3 separate regions of the Homo sapiens genome follow, and regions 2 and 3 are each linked to region 1. Evidence: chromatin loops called from intact Hi-C (ENCODE). Cell type or tissue: A673. All regions are shown on one strand. Region 1 has its middle 33 kb from the start of NEUROD6. Region 2 has its middle 25 kb from the start of ITPRID1. Region 3 has its middle 71 kb from the start of ITPRID1.

The links. Hi-C counts contacts between places; a loop is a spot of excess contacts. Peaks named below come from ENCODE experiments on the same cell type or tissue, not always from the same donor. Only the 100,000 strongest peaks of a DNase experiment are listed, where the experiment ranks them.
Region 2: a loop joins it to region 1, with 4 times the contacts of the local background. A loop is called at or near these places in 14 of 110 quality-filtered maps.
Region 3: it touches region 1 in a loop (2.1-fold over the local background); 9 of 110 quality-filtered maps call a loop at or near these places.

What each region holds. Positions count from the first base shown.
Region 1 is chr7:31,372,559-31,375,058 of GRCh38, forward strand. No RefSeq gene overlaps it. Among named protein-coding and RNA genes, the nearest start is that of NEUROD6, 33 kb to the left of the region's middle. In A673, CTCF peaks have their summits at 966 and 1,167; a DNase peak (open chromatin) is centred at 1,003; H3K27ac peaks cover 317 bases.
Region 2 is chr7:31,487,370-31,489,869 of GRCh38, forward strand. No RefSeq gene overlaps it. Among named protein-coding and RNA genes, the nearest start is that of ITPRID1, 25 kb to the right of the region's middle. In A673, CTCF peaks have their summits at 1,431 (motif pointing left) and 1,638; a DNase peak (open chromatin) is centred at 1,392.
Region 3 is chr7:31,442,244-31,444,743 of GRCh38, forward strand. No RefSeq gene overlaps it. Among named protein-coding and RNA genes, the nearest start is that of ITPRID1, 71 kb to the right of the region's middle. In A673, a CTCF peak has its summit at 1,307 (motif pointing right); DNase peaks (open chromatin) are centred at 558 and 1,328; H3K27ac peaks cover 1,115 bases.

The sequences.
Region 1 (2,500 bases):
GGAGCCTGGACTTCTAACACATGAATTATACCTTAGGTAGGAAGCAGGTAAAGGAGAAGAAGGTGGATTCACCAGCTGGGAAAAAAGATGAGTAAAGCCAAATTCTGCCTCCTTCTCACTCCTACACCCTGTGCGGCTGGTCCAGCACCCGTTGGCTCTTCTCTTGGGTTTGTGCTCTGCCACAGCGTCCCCATCTGTTCCATCTGTTTCCTCGACACTGCACAACCTCCGGTAGCTCTTGATCCAGCCTGCCCAGAACAATGACTCCACATACCCAAGCTTCTTAGAAGAGAGTGTGACACAGTTGGCTACAGGGCATGCACGATAAAGAGACCCTGTTATAATAAACACGGGTTGCTCATTAGGAGCATATGGTTGACATCGTGGGGGCTGAAAGGTGTGAGCATGTCGAAGACAAAGACACCCATCAAACATCTCTTGAATGAATGCTTGTGGGCTGCAAAGGTTTCTGAAAGGAGCAGAGTTTCTGCAAATGCACTGCACTCTGGGAGGCCTGTGGGTTTCTGTGCCCACCCTGGTGGGAGGATGCCCCAACACAAGGCAGTTTGGTCCTCAGCTAATGCCCTATTGTCTGAACGCTGTTTTGATGTAGACCTGTTCCCTGCCCCTTGCTGATGCTCCATCAGGTAGACAGGGATCTCCCTCACTTCAGGAATTGACAAAGCAATTGTCTGATGCCGGAGAGGCTAGACATTGTCCAAACCAGCAAAGGGAGCTTTGACATCCAGAGAGAGAGCCTCCCTGAAAACCTAGGAATAAGATGCTCTTCTTTCCTCTACAAGAAAGAGAAATATCATCTGATGGGACAGCCCCCATGGTTTCAGCACCACCCGGGAGGGAGCCTAATTAGGAGCCTGTTGCTGACTTGCAAGGCTAGACTTCTCCCAGAATCGGGGTCAGGCTGGTCAAAGGCACTATCTGCAGTTCCTGCATGTCCATTCTGTTCATGCCACTAGGGGTCCTCATTGGTTTGTTCAGGACAGAGCAAAAGGCAGCTTTTGAGATAGAAACCACCAGAAAGAGGCCTTCAATTTGACTTCTTTGTGGGTCTCAGGCTGTGTGGTCTTGGACAAGTTACTCAGAACCCCTGGGCCTCAGTGTCCTCATTTCTACAATGGGAAGAAGAAGGGGCTGAGAACTTACTTTCATGGAGGACCTACTAGGTGCCAGACATAGCTTTTGTTTTAATAGAGGTTCCTCCAGAAACAAAGCCCGAGACAAGGACGTGATACAGTGGTTTCTTTGGAAATTGTGGATCCCAGTTGAGGGTGACACAGAATAAGGAGAAGCTGACCTTCGGGTATGTCACGGAGGGGCTGCTGAGCACGGCAGAGGCTCGAGCCCAGGGAGACCTCCTCAGCAGGGTAGAGTGCCTCCGGGAGGCTGGGCCATTTGTCTGCCAGCTCCTGTCCCATATGGAGTAAGGGCTGCCTCTGAGGATGATGCATTTTACCACAGAGTGGAGAAGTCCCCAGAACAGAAAGTGGAGACACATGGTACACACTTAAGGTGGGTGAATCTGAAACCAGACAAGCTGTCACTGAAAACAGATGTGAGTCGAAGGGCTGTGATGCAAGCACCGGGGCCACCATGCTCAATGATACATGTATAGATATACATAGCCTGCCAATGCATTGGACACAGACGAGGCAAGGCTACTGTCTTCCTCCCAGAGTTGAGAGGAGCATATGAAGGAAAGTGCTGATGGTGACTGATACAGGGTAGATTTTGACTAATAGAACTCAGCATCTTGCTGGGGCAGGGAGAGTGTAGCTACTCAGACATTTCCACTGCCACAGAACCCCTCCCTCCACCGGGGCCACTGTGTGTGAGGAGAAGGAGCAATGTGAGGAAGAAAGGGGCCCTTACCAAGGAATCATTTGGGAGTGATTCAGCAAACCTTCTGTCTGCTAAGAATGAAGGTCGTTTTAGAATTTCTCTGTGCTTACCTGTGTAGGTGCAGGATCCTAGATATTTTTGAGATGATTAATTAAATCCAACAGGGAGATAACTTTCAGCAGCACATCAAACAGCCACAGAATGTGTGGCTAGCATTACATTTATGTGTGTGTAAAATCTTTTTAATATAATTATTACTGCATTCCCAAAAGACATACTTTTCCCAACTAGAAGAAAGACAGAAAGAAAGGAAGGAGGGAATCAAGGAAAGAAGGAAGAAAGGGAAAGAAGAAAAAGAGAGAGAAAAAAGAAGGAAGGAAGGAAGGAAGGAAGGAAGGAAGAAATCTGTATTAAATGGAGAGGAACTTGTGAACATAGATCAAAGCACAACTGGCCTCACATCCCCTCCAGTGGAAAATGTCGTGAGCCTAACAGGAGAGCAAAGTTTTGAGGTGGTGGCCAGGGTGCAGACATAGCCTCATTATAATGAAGAATTACCAATGTAATTATTAGCACCTGACTTTACCTAGAAGCACACATCTGCATTTCTACTTAGGATCATTCATACCTCAAATTATCT
Region 2 (2,500 bases), 110 kb after region 1:
ATTTTCTTGCATTTCCATGTCTCCTTGTACCCGTTTTCCTTACTTCAGATTCTCATTACTGTGTTTTCCTTCTTATCCCTCCCCACCCCCTATACACATAGTTATATATTGCTTGGTTTCTCCAACAGACCTATGCTGTGTTTCCTTACCACAATGAGCATGCCCGGGCACAGCCTGGGGGTAGCAGGGGTGATTCATTCTCATTCTTCTCTTGAACCCTCATGATACCAATGATAAGGGTCCTTTCCAATATGGCCAACATCTTTACTTCCCTTGTCATCTTTCCCCTGGATTACTGTATCCTTTTATTTGGGCACCTGCCTCTAGTTCTGCCCACTCCAGTCTACTCATTCACCCTACTGCTCTCAGAATGAACTTTCTAAATATAAATCTGACCTACCACTTCTGGAATGCAGTAGCTAGAACCTACAAACTCCAGATAAAATCCATATTCCTCAGCTTCACATTCAAGGTCACCTGTCACTTACCCATTACTTACTGCTCCAGATGTACTCATTCCCAGTTACACAGGTCCTGCACACTGAAAGTAGATCTTCGGGGGCACTGCTAGTGAATGAATGAATGAATAGCGCTTGCTCAGCATGGGAGGTTGTATGATGCAATGGAACCTGTATAGATTTGGGGTTAGACCTGTGTTAAGGCCCCTGAAACTTATCCACTGATATTGAGCAATTAACCTCTTTTAGCCTAATTTTCTCTGTGTATAATAGAAAATCTTATGCTCTTCCCACAGCTGGGACTAGGGAATGGTGACTGAGGGATTTACCTTGGACACAAAAATTAAGGAAGCACCAAAAATTCAGTAATCAAGAAAATATCTTAATACAATATTTTTTGGAAAAATCAAAATTGGTGAAAAAAATCCATGATGAACAAAATTTTAAAATTGTAAATAAAGACAGTATCTGACCCGACTCTGCTCTTACCCGACTCACCTCACTTGCTGCCCTTCTCATTGACATTACATTACTGGTCATTAGTGACCAGTGGCACTCTATAAACTGTAGTTGGCCTGGAATATACAGAAGGTCAAAGTGTTTCTATATTTTAATAGTAATTGGCCAGAATGATTTTATGTGTGTTCCACCCATTTGCAAATTTGGGCTTTAATTTTGTATGTCTTCTGTTATTTCCTTTTTTTAAGCAATTTCTTTTTAGTATCGCAGTTTACAAGAGTTTTGGTGAGCAATGGATTAGAAATAATTTTACAAAAATGTTCCTTCATCACAGATGGCTTAGGAAGCACTGCTCTGAAATTCAACGCAACCCCGAAGCTCTGTGGTTTTCTAGGATTGATTCATTTGTTTCTAACTGAGATGTACCGAACCGTGAAAGGATGTGGGCTGGACATACTAACTCCAAGGAGCCCGGGTATCATTGTAGTCCATGTCAATGGCGCCCCCTGGTGTTCGGGGGCGCAGCAGCCCTGTGCGAGTCCTGCAGCAGGCCCTCCTGGCCCATCCACTCGGTATACCCCACTTAACTTTTTTGCGGGGGCGGTTTCATTTTTGCTTTTTCTTTCTCACTTGCTGCTGCATTCATCTGGACAATGAATTCATCTGTCTATCTATTAATTCAACAAATACTTATCGAGCCTCTACTATGGGTAGGGCACATTCTCAGATGCTGGGAGTAGCGATCCATGAAATCTGACAGGGTACCTACCCTTAAGGAGCTTACAGTCTAGTGGAAAGGGCAAAATGAACAATTAAGCAAACAAATAAATGTATCAAACTTGTGAAGTGTTAGGAAAACTAAACTAAGTGTTCTGATAAACAAGAAGAGAATAAGGTTTACTTAAATCGGGTGTTCAGGAAAGCCCTTCCTGAGGACACCATCCCTAAAGGATGACAAGGTCTTAACAATTCAAATAACAAGTGAGAAACCCTGATAGGCAGAAGAAATGAAATGCATTAAAGTCCTAGGAGGGAAAGAGCCTGCTGTGTGTGGTCCAGGACCTGAATGGAGAGCAGTGTCATTAGGCAGAGGGGAACATGCCATGCAAGATTGACGAGGTAGCATGCCACATCATGCAGCATCTGTAAGCCACGGTGAGACGTATGCTCCCTACTTCAAAACATGTGCACCATATTTGAATTGTATATGATTTGGGATATTGAGTGTGATTAGCACAATCCCACTCTGCCAGAGATGCCTCCTTTAGCTGCCATGGTGGACACTTGGTTTTTTTGTTGTTGTTGTTGTTTGAGATGGAATCTCACTCTGTGGCCCAGGCTGGAGTGCAGTGGTGCGATCTCAGCTCACTGCAACCTCTGCCTCCCGTGTTCAAGTGATTATCCTGCCTCAGCGTCCCAAGTAGCTGGGACTACAGGCATGTGCCACCATGCCCAGCTAATTTATGTATTTTTAGTAGAGATGGGGTTTTACCATGTTGGCAAGGCTGGTCTTGAACTCCTGACCTCGGGTGATCTGCCTGCCTTGGCCTCCCAAAGTGCTGGGATTACAGGTGTGAGACACT
Region 3 (2,500 bases), 70 kb after region 1:
ATAAGGAGGAGCAGAAGCATCAGCATTTGCCACTTCCATGTGGATGACATCAGTAATTTGGTCCAAGGGCAAACTTTCGTGTTTGCACAATAATCATCACAAAGAAGTTTTTTTTATCGTAGGACAAAAAGTTAAAGTGAAAATATTTAGTACATTTTCTCTCAAATGGGCTTTGTATGAATAAGGTTTTGAGAGGATCCAAGAACAGACCAGATTGATCACCTTAGCAAGAACGATGGGCAGAGAGGGAAAGAAACAGAGAGGAGGCCAGAAGGACCAACATGAGAGAGCAGAGAGGAGACGGAGGGACAGGGGAAGTTTGAGAATGAAAGGAGACTGGAAACCCTGCTATGCAGTTAAGATGGTTTTTATTTAAAGTGTGGTATAATCCCTTCCTTGACATCCTACCCATCTCTAAGAAAACCTTCAGAAAAGGGCTATATTCCCCTTTAAAGCTTTTGTAGATATGTGTGTGTGTGTTGGGGGTGGGATGATGTGAGGATGGGTATTTTGTGTATGATAAAATAAGCCTTACAGTCATAGTCAAAAGGCCAATTTAATTCCGATTGCATAAGTAAAGTAAAATCATAGTTGTAACTAGTAAATTGACTCTGCTGATTGAGCAATTGAGAGGAACACCCAATAATAAAGAATGAGTGAGTTACAAGTGGGTTTCAAAGACGTTATCTGTAGATTTGATTTACGCTCCTAAGTATTTGCACACAAGACTGCAGATGTTTCCCTATAAACATTTTCTTAGCAAGGTCAAAGAGGGCCCGGTGAACAATGTAGTCTTTGTACACTTAAAATTTTAATATGGCTTTTTAAGTTTCTGAAGGCCATATCAACTTTGGTGTCTGAGATCTCTTAATGGACTACAGGGTCTAATCTCACAAAGGTCAAAAGCTTAAAGAGAAAATTGTGATTATTTTTATTTCCACAAAATGGAAAGAAACCCATAGAATACTCATAGAACAAGAGATCCTCCTCCTTCTTAAAGTCAAGTTCTCAGATGCTCTCAATTGATTAAAAAGCTTTAGAATAAGAAACGAGGCTAAAACAACATTTAAATGAGACTTTTGGGGGACAATCTAGTGTCACACACGAAGTTGAATGAACCTGTATTTCCCTAAAAGGAATGCTGGGCATACTCAGAGTGCTAAGATTATTGAGAACCGTCGCATTATTGAAGTTTAAGTTATCAGGAGAAAGCTATTTATTGGGCTTTCCTTGAACCCTAGAGCTTGATGAGATCTCTAATCCCTCTCAGCAGATAAAAGCCGTGAAGGATGAAGTAATGTGTGATATCCACTAGGGGGCAGTAAAAGCTGCAAGTGTTCCCAAGGCAGGCTCTTTAGAATAAGGTTTTAGGAGTCATGATGAGGAAGTAAGAAAAGATCCCTAAGATCCCCAAAGACAACAGATGAGCTCTCACCATGCTCCTGGTGTCACAGTGCTCTGAATGGATGTGAGAGGTAATGGGTTTGTAGCCTTCTCTGAGAATGCCTAGATAAGAACACACAGGCTCATTTCCTTCTTTTGACCTGTTGCAGAAATAAGCCAAACAGAATGTGCATACAAGCTCAGAAAATTAGTACCTGAAGTAATTTGTGCTAGCAGCTAAGGATGACAGACAATAGGCCAATCAGAACTTAGGTAGAATAGAAAATTGCAACCAACCCTCTGAGCATTATCTTTCTTCTATCTACTGATAATCATTGGGAATTATATTTCTCTTACCTTAAATATCATAATCTTCCTGATCTTCAAATGAATTGTTTTTGCAGCAGCACCAAGCTCTGTGTATAGAGATAAAGGCTAAATCTCTGACACTTTGGTCTTCTGCCTCTAAACCATCCTACTGCTTTCAAGAGTTCAGCTCTCTTCTCTGTCCCATTTCCAGTCTCAGTTTCATCATCGTAAAATGCAGGACTTGACTTTATGTTTTCTTTGATTTTCAAGTCTCCATCCCTGTCATCTTCCAGTGCTGTTCTGGGGTCACCTCCCATCAGTCCCCACAGGCAGTTCTTCCCAACTCTGCATTCAGTGACTTCAGGTTGGCAGCATAAAATCAGCCATGGTGGAAGCATTTACGCCGCAGAATTGGCAAATGATATAAACCAGGGTGCTTTCCTTCCTGGAGAGCCAGTTGTTAAACATTTATCAGCATACCAGTAAACCTCTCTCCATTCAAGTTCTAACTTTCAGCCTGATAGACATAACTATTTGAATGTATCATGACCATCTCAAACTGTACTGGCAAAAGGTAAAACCTGAGTCTCACATTTGTTTCCTTTTCCTTCTCTACCCTCTGTCTCTTTTGAGAAAGAAATGACACATTTTTCTTTTTATTTTTTTGAGATGAAGTCTTGCTCTGATGTCCAGGCTGGAGTGCAATGGTGCGATCTCGGCACACTGCAACCTCTGCCTCCTGGGTTTGAGCGATTCTCATACCTCACCCTCCCGAGTAGCTGGGATTACAGGCACGCGCCACCACACT